2 separate regions of the Homo sapiens genome follow, and region 2 is linked to region 1. Evidence: read pairs that join two places in POLR2A ChIA-PET (ENCODE). Cell type or tissue: MCF 10A. All regions are shown on one strand. Each heading gives the region's core, and the rest is flanking DNA. Links, peaks and the distances in the headings are about the cores only. Region 1 overlaps KLF6 (KLF transcription factor 6). Region 2 overlaps LOC105376360 (a long non-coding RNA gene).

Evidence for each region. Peaks named below come from ENCODE experiments on the same cell type or tissue, not always from the same donor. Only the 100,000 strongest peaks of a DNase experiment are listed, where the experiment ranks them.
Region 2: POLR2A ChIA-PET joins it to region 1 with 11 read pairs; 6 of 35 experiments call an interaction of 5 or more read pairs at or near these places.

The regions. Positions count from the first base shown.
Region 1 is chr10:3,772,770-3,779,284 of GRCh38, forward strand. KLF6 (KLF transcription factor 6) reads right to left here. Exons shown (of 4, transcript NM_001300.6): 4 at 3,227-6,515. Among named protein-coding and RNA genes, the nearest start is that of KLF6, 9.2 kb to the right of the region's middle. RefSeq lists a silencer at 1,488-1,782. In MCF 10A, for the core only: no CTCF peak of the experiment used is centred there; DNase peaks (open chromatin) are centred at 2,692 and 3,692.
Region 2 is chr10:3,716,729-3,723,243 of GRCh38, forward strand. The region is part of intron 1 of LOC105376360 (a long non-coding RNA gene); the gene reads left to right. Among named protein-coding and RNA genes, the nearest start is that of KLF6, 65 kb to the right of the region's middle. RefSeq lists an enhancer at 5,867-6,515. In MCF 10A, for the core only: no CTCF peak of the experiment used is centred there; a DNase peak (open chromatin) is centred at 3,973.

The sequences.
Region 1 (6,515 bases), core at 1,428-3,927:
TTTGGGGAGGATAGCACATTGCACAAGGAAGGTGGGGATGATAGTGAAGGATTTTCCATTCCCATCTGAAAGGATTCAGAAGGCTGCATTCTACTGCAGCCCAAACTGCCCCACTTTCTTGTCTCCTCACCAACAGAAAAATGCCACCTGGGTCATGCCGCCTGGCTCTGGAGTGAGTTAACTGATAATGTCAGTGCATGTCATTAACTATCTTGCACATCTGGAAGCAGATCTTGCAGAACCAAATGAAATGTGGTAACGCGAAACTTAAGAAATCAAGGGGAGCGGCGCTGTGCTTGGTTGATACCTGCAAGTCACCCATAAATGTGCCTGTCGTCAACAAAGGGCAAATCTTGGAAAAATGGCGTGCAACCCTGTGTTCAGTTACCCATTAGCCAAGCCCTGGAGCTTCGAAAGAAGCTCGTTGTTTGTTCATGGCAGATCTGAATTGGGGCTCTTAGTTTAAAAAATAATTCCAGAGATCATGTGATCATTGACATATATATATATATATGTATATGTATATATATATTTGTATATGTATATATATATTTGTATATGTATATATATATTTGTATATGTATATATATATATTTGTATATGTATATATAAAATGTATATACATACATGTGTATTTGTGTGTATGTATGTACATTTTATATATACATACACATATATTTAAATACAAACACACACACACTTACAGTGTTTTGTACAGATCATGTAAAGGAAAGTAAATGCAACCTAGCAACTGCAGCTGAACGGGACTCGTAGGCCAATGGGCATTCTGGTTAAATCTGTCTTTTAAGATTCTGTGGTGATCGTGCCGCCTGGCGTGGCTTCTCTCAGGACATGTGGAACCCATATTTACTCTCCTCTTTGTCTCTTCATCCACAGACGTTTAGAGAATTCTCGTTAAAATTACTTAGAAACAGAAAGACCTTGTTATAAAATAAATCTAGTTAAACACACTTTGTTGTGGTCCTCATTTGCGTGATGCATGGGCCTCATTTTCGTCTCTCTGTATCTTAACTGTGTGCATTAGGTGATTCATGCCAATTAATGCAGGATGTCACATCTCCAATTGCTTTCTCTATCTTCTTAAACATTAAAAATAAATATGTGCCATCTGTCTCATATCTTGAAAGCAATTCAAAATGGTTACTTTTGTTTTCTCAGGATTACAGCACAATTTGTAGCTGGAGTGCTTCTGAATTGCGAGAAAGCCCTGTCTGCATTTCATACATGTAATGTCATATTATGGTGGCTGCTGCAGATCGAACAGCAAAGGTTGGGCGAGACAGCAGTGTGGGATGGTGACAAAAAGCACGGTCTTTCGCATCTAAGAGACCTGGACCAGTATGCTGAGCCTGCTGCTTCCTAGCTGTGACCTCAGGAAAGTTGTGTTGTCTCTCAGGGCCTCAGTTTTCCTCATCTGTGAAATAGATATAACATCTACTGCAGCGGTCTCCAGCCTTCTTGGCACCAGGGATTGGTTTCACGGAAGACAGGTTTTCCACGGACCAGGGATGGTGGGACTTGGGGGTGGAGAAGGGTAGGGATAGGTGGGGGTGGGAGACGGTTTGGGGATAAATCTGTTTCACCTTAGATCACCAGGCATTAGGCCATTATATTCCCATAAGGAGCATGCCACCTGGATGCCTCGCATGCACGGTTCACAATAGGGTGGTTCATGCTCCTTTGAGAAGCTAATGCCACCACTGATCTGGAACAGTATCGATCCGTGGCCTGGGGGTTGGGGTCCTGTAATCTACAGCACAAGAAGTAGGAAGCAGACACCATTATCTGCATCATCATGAAATTTTGCTAGGAAAGTAATTCCGTTTGGCAAGGATGGTTGTTTAAAAGTAGCTCCTGGTGGCATAATATTAACAGAAAAGAGGGGAGTTAGGTGTGAAAGCTGTGTTCTTTCTCCGTAGCAATTACAGCAGAAAAGGAAGACACTTTCCTCCGATTGCCTGTGTTGTCCTTTGAGCACTCAGGTCAACTTGGATAGGGAACGGGGCCGGTAAAGTGGGGACACTTGGGAGACTTTGGGTCCATTTACAGCTACAACAGCACTTTTCAAAAATGGTGATTTTAATTTAAAAAATGGTATGCTATAACGCAACAAATGTCTAAATAACTTAACTGTAATTAGACGGGCAAAGGGCAATCTGAGAAAGTCCTAGTTTCCATTTGAGCACAGTTTTCCTCAACAATTCTTTCATGTAGCACAAGAGAAAGCTTTCTCGAGCTGAGGCCAGCACTCTGAAGATGGCGAACGTGTAATTTGAAGTGCACCCTATACTTACACACCACAGAATTGTAGTGCTATCGAGAATGCTGGATCCACGTGACCTAGCCCTATTTTAGCAATAAGCAAACTGAGGGTCGGTGTAGCTCAGCAAATTGTCCAAAGCACACAGCTCGTTCAAGCTAGAACATTTCCTTTCTTCTTTTAGCTAGGTTTCAAAAAATTTGTTAAGCAGACTGAAATTTTTTATACTTCTATAAATACCCTAAGGTTGCAGCCGATTCCTTGCACGGCAGCGCTAACAGCCTTATTTGAACATAACTTAGCTGTCCTGCATAGTCTTTCCATGACAAAGTGGTCAAGTCTTAATAGTAGCCGCGAATGACTATCAAGACTTTAAATTTAGACTGTACATTCGGGGCAATCCAACCATGAGTCATGTTGACATGTGCTTGGGGATAGAACACGCCCACGAATCCCGGCAATAATGTCGTCTGCTCCCCACGTCCTGCCCTACCACAGCTCCCTCCAAACTGCTGACATTTTTACCACAGTTATAGAAAGAAAATTAATGAACATTCCTAGTCTGGGCACACATCTTAACATCCATCCCCTCTCCAATTATAAAATTAAAAGCAACCACTGTAAATTCCCCACGTTTAGCAAAATGAAGAGCTATGGAGAGGAGTGAGCGCTTAAGCCACCTCAAGTAGAATATCCTTGTTGTCACACTAAGAAGCTGGTTCCCACGGAAACACATTGATTTACCCCATTGCTACTGATTGGCTTAGTGTAATCTGAAAATGGACTCCTACAAGGATCAAATTGTCCTGGTCCACACAGTAAAGCAAAGCTGAGATTACTTGCTAAACATTGCTCTAAAAAACAAAAGGCTGCCTATTTTCAAACAAACTCTACATTTAATGTATCTTATTGGCCTTAAAAGAAAAAAAAGAGATGTAACTCCTCTGGCAGTGATGTCATCTTTTATTTTCTGCCCTCCTTGACTGAGAGTGGGCTGAGGTTGTGAGAACAGCCCTCTGGCCTGGAGTCCCTCTGCCTCCTCCACCCCTCCCAGACATGCCTCAGCCAGGTGTGTGGCAGGGCTGGCTGGGGAAGGTAGGCCCAGCTCTAGCTGCGGAACTGGAGCAGGCTGTGGAGGCACAGAAGTGGCAGGGAAACACTCAAGTTTGTCGTTGTGCAGGTGCCTCTGCAATGCATTCCCTGGCTTGAGCAATGGAAGATCAAACCGGCATGGTTCCCTACTGTGCCCACAGCCGGGGGGTTGTTTTTGTCAGTCCTTGGAGAAGAGTATTTGATGCATTCAGGGAGGGCAATGTCAGGCTCGCTGACATCCTCTCCAGCTCCCAGGACAGGCTGTGGAAAGAGGAAGGGGCTGAGGTCGGTGAGTTGTTCTCAGGGTTGCTCAATGAAGATTTGCCCCCAGGAGGAAGCCAGGGTGATGAATGCAGGAGGAATCTGTTCCAACAACCCCCTTCCCCCAAAAAAAACAACCAGACTCAAGATGCTGATAAGAATTCTTTTATGTTATTCCAATAAAAAATACATTCATACAGAAATATAACAATCTTGCAAAAAACAATTTCAAATAAAATCTTGTAAAACAAAATTTTACAAAAATCTTACAAAGATTCTTTAGATAACAGGGTGCTTCCAAAAAAAAAAAAAAAAGAAATTTCACTAATAGAAATTTTTTTTTAATTTCAAGCAAAAAGTTTCTGCTTGATTGAGGCTCAGTTATCACCTGAACAGAATGTACTTCTTTATGTACGTGCTAATTATGAAAATCACAGGCATTGACAGGTACGGTACCCAGCCCCACCCAGGCAAACAGCTCCGACATGTTTCGTAAGTGAGACAAGCCAGTGCAAGTTTTTTTTTTTCCTTTTTTTTTTTTTGTCTTTTGCTTACCTTCTTGCTTAATGGAATTGTTATGGCTAAGCACATAGAAGGCCAAAAAAGGAGTTTTCCAAACCCAGCAAATCAAGTGCTTGGATTCTGAACTGCCAAAAGAAAACTGCACTTCCCCTCTTAAGTAAAACGAAATGAGTTTCTTAGGTAAATGTATTCATCAGCCCAGATAAAAAAAAAACCAGTTATGTGAGCGTTAGTCACTGCTCATTTCCAGGAAGATCAAACAAAATACCAGCCCAGCCAGACTCACATGTGTGTATATATATATAAAGCAAAGAGCCACACCCACAAGCCAGCAGCTGGGTGAAATATCAGCTGTCCACGCCGTGGTATGCCAATTCGGGGAAATTACTCCTTGGAAAAACTGGAAGAATCTACTTGCTGGAAAAAATAGCTTCATCTGCATAAAAAGTGTTCTACAAAAGAATCCCTGTGGTTAGCTTACTCTTAGGTTAGATCTTCTAATAAGGCTGAAATTCAAAATCAAAACCTTAGTGTGTCCGAGTCCAGCCTGGGTTCCAGCATTCTGTTCAGGCCACTTCTGAACGGCCGAAGGTGCCCCATTCCAGACCTGCCCATTTGATGGACAGAGCAGACAGCCCGGAACAGATTCAAGCAAGAAAGTCCTCCGCACATCGTTAAATTAAAGATAAAGCCTCTATAAAAGTTAGGTTATGGTTTTCATTTTTACCTCCTTTATGGCCATTTTGAAATATTTCTTCACAGGCTGTGGAATTTTCTAGCTAAACATTCTAGTTTCTCCTTAAAAAAAATATTTATATATTATCTATATATATAATATATATATATACACACATACACATACTGTACACACAAATATACATACACAAGAATTCTGCCCACTTTTTTAAAAAAGTAGTATACTTTCTGTATTACCAACAGATAGCTAGACAGATATGTGAAACTTGTGCCTTTTAAGCAAATACATTAACATTGGGGGTTTTTTAATACTTCTGTATCTTTAATATGTGTGAAAATGTTACATATTAAATACAGCCGGTGTGTGATCTATACAATTGTTGTGCAAGGTCTATATGAAAGTCTCAAGGTGGCAGAATTGGTCAGATTTTTCCATTTTCCTGTTTTCCATTTTAACACTGACAGTCAAGTTGCCTAAAGTGTTGAACAAATACTGACATGTAAAGGGAGTTTCACTCTATGTCTTTGTGAAGGAGGACCTTAAAGAGATTTTTTTTCTGTATTATACGTTGATACAGTACACTGCCAGGTGAAACAAGAGCCTTAATAAAGCATGCATCGCCCACACCCCTGTATGAGACCCCCACAGAAGGGATCGCTTGCGTAAGGCACCATTATGAAGGTCAACAGTGCATTAACAGCTAGAAAACCAGAAATTAGTCCTCAAGGCATAAATAAGAGAAACATAGCTGCATGAGAAAACAGTTTCTAAGCGTTAGTGGTTTTATCCACCCAACTGAGAAAAATTTTAGGTTCTTAAGTCTAATGAAACATTAGACCAGCAATTCCCAGCCCCAGCTTTGTGACACTCAATACGTGTCCAATTTCTTCTAAGGGCATCACAGAATTCTCCAAAAAGTTAATTCAAATTCAGAATCATTTAAAAATAATCCTGTGTTGCACAATGCCTTTCTGGAAGGGGAGTGTTACAAACTTGGAGGGGAAAAAAAATTGTATATTGCCAGGCCCGGATGGCTAGGGGGTCACTGTATTAGACAGATTGGATCTTAGCTGCTCATTAACTGGAATCAGTATTGCAGTCCTGACTTAAAAATGGAAAAGCATATAGTTCCCCAGACCATGCATGACTTTTTGTATTCTAAGGAAAAGTTAAATTGTTGTGTTATATTTGTAAATACACAGCTTATACAATGGGTTACAAATGAGCTATGTTGTAGCGTGTAAAACAAGCTACTTGACACATTGCACATTTAATAGCTGCACCAGACACTAAGAGTTCCTCTCACACAGAAAAGGGGGAGAGAGGCTCTCCCTCCCCACACCACTCGCCACTCTGGGGTCCTGAGTTCCCACGCCCACCCTCCAAGATTTTCCTTCTTTTTTTGTTTTTGTTTTTTTGTTTTTTTGATTTTTCTTTTTTTTTCTAAGGTGCAGACACCCCCTCCCCCCAAGGAAATGATTGGTGGTCATCTCATCTCATGGTATACTCCTTACACACAAAACATTCAAACTACTTTTTTTCCATCTCTTGCAGTCTTGCTAACCACAAGGAAAAAAAGTTGGCCTCATCATACGGTCAGTAATAGATCCTCAACATACAATCAACCCAACCATTAGCATTCTCAGTGTGCATGCTCACGGC
Region 2 (6,515 bases), core at 2,646-5,145, 55 kb before region 1:
ATCCTCCTTTGAGCCCAAATTCACCTCTAAAAAGCGTTTGCTCCCAGGTAATGGTGTTCAGAAATAAGAGGAAGGTGAAGATGAAGGAAGGAGAATGTCTTGCCCCTTGGAGACGCACAGAAGCCCCAACTCTCAGCTGTCCGGAGCTGACTCTCATCTTGTAAACATTGCTTCTGAGAAGGACACTGCAGGCAGAAGTGCTTCTCTCCTTCCAGCCTCAAGGGTTCAGACCCTCTCCCCTTTCTGCGGTTCACTCATCCCTCACCAATGCAGGGCCCTGGAGCAGCAGGAAACGTGGGGATGGCATGGGTGGCTGTGCTCCCTCCCCGTGGCCCAGGGATCCTGCAGCGTAGAATCAGTCATAGAAAACATCTAAGTTTGTACAGATTGAGGATTTAACTGGGGTGTATTTTCCCAGAGGAGATAGTCATCAAAGCAACTGATCTATAGGAACGTTCGATAAATATTTCTTAATAAATAGAGTTGATACGGTATTAATCTGAGACATAGGCTCCTTTCATGGCAGGAAACCTTGCTGTACCTTAATTCTCCATTGAAGAGGTTCGTGCCCCTCTTTCTCTCATCTATTACTGCATTGATTTGTTCATCTAATCAACACGTACCAATGAGATCGCAGCCATGGGCAGGCCCCGGGTTAGAAGCCAGGATAAGTATTTACGGTGGAGAACATGAGAGGTGGGATACACAGGGGAACGCCCGTGCCTGAACCTAAGAGGTGTGACTCTACCAAGTGGGAAAGGCAAGCACGCATCATGCCAGTGCAAAATTACAAACAGAGACGACCAGCCGTTGAAGTCAAGACACACACATGTTGTGGCACCAGCGTATGGGGGCCTGGGCTAGTCTGGGCTACCACAAGAGCAGCATTTTCCTGAGGTCTGCAGAGTCCGCCCTTCTTAAGCGACATGGGCCCCAGAGAACAGGGCAAGGGACCCTGCAGGAGGAGGCCCCCCAAGGAGCCGAGAGAAGGACCCGAGAAGGAACCGGGACCTGAGAAGGAAAGGCTAAGGGAGAGATGGACTGAGAGGGCGTGGGGCCTCATCGCCACGTTAAGGATTTGGGTCTTCATCAAAAGATCATTGAAAAGCCACCTAAGCAGTTTAGACACAAGAGGGACTGAATGTGTAAAAGGCCACTCCAGCTGCAAGCGCAGTATGGGATGAAAATGAGCGCCAGAAACAGATGAGAGAAGGTGAGGTTCCACCGCGAATGCAGCCATGGAGACAGAGAACAATGTACAGGGTACAGCTAGGGAGCAAGATCGGGGGAGTTAGCAATGGACTGTGTGGGGCTGGGGAGAAAAAAGAGGGAGGGAGGGAGGGAAGGAGGGAAGTGGGGAGGGAGGGAGGGCCGGGGATGACTGCCGGATTTCTGGCATGAACAACTGCGCAGACTTCACTGTTCTGGCTATGATGGAGGCCCCAGAGGAAGTGAGGCGAACCAGGGTCTCGGGAGGACGGAGCCAGGTCTTGCTCTGGACGGGCCAAGGCTGAAGGGCTTTGATGTCCCCAGGTGGAACTGTCCACTTGTTAGCTGGATATACTTTCCTGAAGCTCTGAGAAGAGGTCTGAGCTTTAAGAAAGAAATGTAGGAACTCCGTGTGCACAGATGGTCCTGAAGACACATGTGGGATCTCACCCTTACCACAGGTGCAGTGAGACAGCCGCTCCACCTCTTCAAGCCTCAAGGCCTCACCTGCAGGTAGCCACACGCAGGGCTGTGTGGAGGACCGAGTGAGATCATGCCTGTGAAGTGCCCAGGACTGTGCCTGATTCACAGCAAGGGTTCCATGTTGCCTATAATGAACATTATCTCTAGAGACCACAGACTCTGATGGGCCAGGAACACGGGTGAGCCTGAGACTAGGCGGACGCATGGAGCTGGGACAGCCAGAGAAGTTCCCCCAAGAAGTCAGAGGAAGGAAAGTCTGCTGATGCCTACTGGCTCCTCATCTATGTTCATTGTGTCATAGCTGCTCTCAGAGCCTTGTCCAACCTTTACCAACAACCTCATGCCATGGCCACTGTTGGGTCTGGTTTGCAGGTGAGGAGCTAGAGCTGGCATAAATTACCCAAATCCTACACACAGAGGGGCCAAACCCAGAGATTCAACCTTGTCCATTTGACCCCAAGTCTTGAGCTCTTGCTCTACATCCCCTTATTTCCCAAGGGAGTAGATTAAGAAGCAGCACCATGAGCTAAAGGCATGGATGCTAGAAAAGCTTCAGGTAAATTATCAGGGGATGGCCGACAAGGAAACCTATAGGAGCTTGGGGACAGGGAGGTCCAGGGAGGCTGGTTGGGTTCAGGGAGGCTGGTCCTCAGACAGATGGGAGCAGAGAAAGGGAGAGCCCTGTGGGGCAGGGGCCAGACTGATTACAAGACAGGGGCCCGGCAGGGAAAGGCAGGACCCTGGGGTGGAAGGAGGGGCCTGGACCTGGAGACAGGGGCTGTCATGTTGGCCTGGGGCCCGAGGGTGAGTGGAGGCTGGGCCAGCACGCTCCTCCACTCAGGGGCCTGTCCAGGGTCTGTGAGGTGTGAAAGGGCACCTGACAATGGGCGTCCAGGGACTGCAGAGAAGGGCCCAGGTCAGGCCTCAGGCTGCTGGTCACAAAAGGCCTCGTGTGACTCAGATGTCCGCTTGCTCCTGGACGGCTTTCTCAGGCTGGGAACGAAGCAGCTGGGCAGCTTCTAGTTCTACCTGCAGAGTCACTTTCTCGTGTGTTTGTTTCATGTCTTCTGAACGGCGGGAGCTGCGAGGGCTACTGGAAGTTGAGAAGTTATTCTGCTGGGACGTGGCCATGCCCGGGAACCAGTAGCTCCGTAACAGCACCTGAGCCTGCAGCCTGCCAAGCCCCTGGCGGGAGGAGGAGAGCCTTCAGGGATTCCCCAGGAAGCCACCTGAGCAGGACTAGGGTGGAAACATCGGAGAGTGAAGGAACAGCCTCTCTCTTGGGAGGAGTGTGATCAAGAGGAATGAGGAGAAGAATGAGGTCATGAATCCCAACACAGACAGGCAAGTACACAGGTCCAGAGCCAAAGAGACAGAGAGACAGAGAGAAAGAGAGCTGGCCCCAGTGTGAACAGACCTGAGCCAGTGCAGACGTATCCCTGGTTAAGGTATAGACAAATGCAGCCGGGCGCGGTGGCTCATGCCTATAATCCCAGCACTTTGGGAGGCCGAGGCAGGCGGATCACGAGGTCAGGAGATCGAGACCATCCTGGCTAACATGGTGAAACCCTGTCTCTACTAAAAATACAAAAAACTAGCCAGGCGTGGTGGCAGGTGCCTGTAGTCCCAGCTACTCGGGAGGCTGAGGCAGGAGAATGGCGTGAACCCAGGAGGCGGAGCTTGCAGTGAGCCGAGATGGCACCACTGCACTCCAGCCTGGGGGACAGAGCGACACTCGGACTCAAAAAAAAAAAAAAAAAAAAGAAAAGAAAATGTATAGACAAATGCTTATCACCAGAAGAAACTGAGATCTTTCATCTAAAATTCAGAATTCCAGGCATTTATAGTGATTTTTAAGAAAAAAAAAATTATTAAAATAGTGATTCATCCCCCAAACCAATTTATTATTCTTAATGTCATTAAAAACCACACACACACACAAAAAGACTGGAGACTCAGCCCAGGACAGTGAGCATAGTTAGAAAGAAAGCCACTTGAGCAGGACCGGGTAGAGGTTAACTTCCAACCACAGCTAAAGATGCCAGATTGTCATTCCAGTTCAGTAAAGCCCACCTCAAACTGTATTTATTGATTCATTTCACAATAATCTGCTACTGTATTCAACACTCTAAGGGAGTGAGGAGTTTACTTGATTCAGCGGTAAACGCAGAGCTCTGGTAGGAGGTATTAATACTACTTATCAGCAAAGGTTACTAGCTTGCAAAATGTTTGAATCATGTTACCACATGGTTACCAAAGCTGAGTTATGAAATGCCAGGGGCTGACTCTGGGTGCACAGCACTTACGTAAGTCACTCTGCACAGGGCGCTGGAGGAGAAGTTGAGTTCTATTACAGGAAGCAGAGGAAGTTTCAGCAGACAGTCACTTGCCAATTTGAACAGTCCAAACACATGGTCTTCCAGTTTACATGCCCAGTGGTTTCTAAATAATTCACATGTCAGCTGCACAGACACATTGATAGTGTCATGGGTTTTGATGGGTTGGCCCAAATCCCATCATGAGTACAGTTCCATGTTCCCCCTGAAACTGGCGACGAGAAGTCCTCCCGGGGGAAGGCAGACAAGGGCAGCAGTGGAGTTTTGGGGTTGAGACTGAGCCAGAAAGCAAAGTGCCACTTCTGCCCATATGATGGTGAGATTTTGGAAGATTCCAAGTCTGAGAGACTGGGTCATATTGAGAGAATCGTGGAAATCATTTGGAAACCGGGCAGTGGGGAGGGAAGGATAAAGCCGTCTTCCATTTAAAAGGGAAACAGATACAATCTGAATGTATCTCCCCGGTTTGTCTGCTAAGGAGAGACACTCTTGTCTGCCGATAAAGAGCTGAGAGCCTCAAGTAGGTCAAAAATAAAGAAAACAAATTGAAGGTGAGATTGATTCATGACACATGTGTTACAAGGTCTGGTGGGAGCCTCTACTTTTTCTGGAGGATAAAACCATCAAAGCACACTGCCCCCGTTTCATCACACCACTTGCGTATTATAGAGACACAATCAGTTCTCAAAATCCCTAATTTGGGCATTTTGTGCCTCAAAAATATTTGTTCCCTTAGTATTCAATGTGGCACCATAGTACGAGTGCAGGTGTTTTGAATTTACACCTATCCTAGCTTTCACTTCTGATCCAACTCATGGGTTTGGTACGTCTGCTTAGCAGTACAATTTCAACGACTAAAATTGTCCGTCTCTATTGACTATGAACCATGCAAAAGGACGACCACTGGATGGTTTTCACCACAGCTGTGGCCACAGTGGCTGGAGAGGTGGTCCACCCTAGAAGACCCTAGGAAATAGCAGGCTGATGACACTGAACACATCAGTTATGTGAAAGGTGTGCGTGCATGGTGAGCCAGGAGGCTCAGTCCTGGGAGCAAAAAGACATTATAATCTTTAAATCAGAAGTAATTCCAGGAGCTTTCAACTGATAAAGGGGCTATCTTATGACATGAATAAATAACTAGACATAGTAACAACAAAATGATATTTTTCTTACTCAGGTGATCATCTTCTTATTCAAACGTGTATGTCAGAACCTGACTTAGGGATGGGAAGTTAGAAAATAAAATGAGAAAAGTGGAAAGCTGATTTCCTGCAGCCTACTTCCATCATTAACTCTTGGAGGCTTGACAATCCTTGTTGGAAAGCAGTCACCCAGGCAGTAAACGCTGACTAATTGATGTGTTAATAAAAGTGGACATTGTGTAACATTCCTAATATGTTAATAGTGTGGTTTGCAAAACATTTTAAAATTACTTTAATGAAATATTTGATTAAACGTAGGTTTAATTTAAAATTTCACATTTTTAATCAAGGAGGATCAGTAATTAGCCTGGAGGCTTGAATCGAGAGCATATGTATAATTTCTGCAAATAAAGAGAGTGCACCAGTGTTCCTAGAGGGTCCTGTGTCATCGACCTGTGTATGTGTGAATAACTACACATTTTTGGTGCTGTGGGATTCACTGGTAATTGCATTGCAGACCAATTAAGAGAGTATTTATAGTCCAAATTAACCTGATAATCAAGAATCCCCATACAATATTGATCTCTCTTAAGAATTTTCTGAATGTAGGTAGGTGCTCTAACCAGCTTCTTGAAGAAGTGTTCAGAAGCCAGAATCAATGAATTCGGCGGTAATATTTCCCCCTAGAAACGTGGGCCATTTTCAATTTTTGCATGCGCAGAGTAAATGCTCAGCAAAAGATTAATTACTTGAGTATTTCATCGATATTCCTATAGACAGAAGGTATTTACGGAGGGCCTGAGCATGCATTCTGTAGAGTCCGATAGGTGGGATGTCTTCCCTCACCCATCACAAGGGTCATAGCAGAGACTCCTAGAACAAAAGACAGGTTAACAGGAGAAAAGCATAATAGGCATAATATTTAGTCCAAATTTTACATGACACGAGATCCTTCAGAAATGAAGAATCAAAGGCCCAGGGAAAACTGTGTCTTTTTACACTTAGGATGGATGGAAGCATGGACAGACATGTAGGAATGTGATGGGACAGAAGACTGTGATCTAATGGTGAGAGAGTGAGGGTAAGCCCAGCAAGACCCACCTGTTCCTGTTCTCCATGGCTTCTCCATTTGTGTTCCTTACCTCTCAGGAAGAGGGCAGGACTCCTCTGGAATGAGGGTCTCCGAGGAGGAAGAGAGACAGTGACCTTTCTAAGTTTCATGGCTGGTTTTGGGGAGAGGAATTCTAGTGCCCATGACCCACCTTAGGGAAGGGGAATTCTGTTTTCTATGACTCACTTTGGGGCAGAAAGAGGGCAGAGAGAGACATGAGGGCAGGAGAGG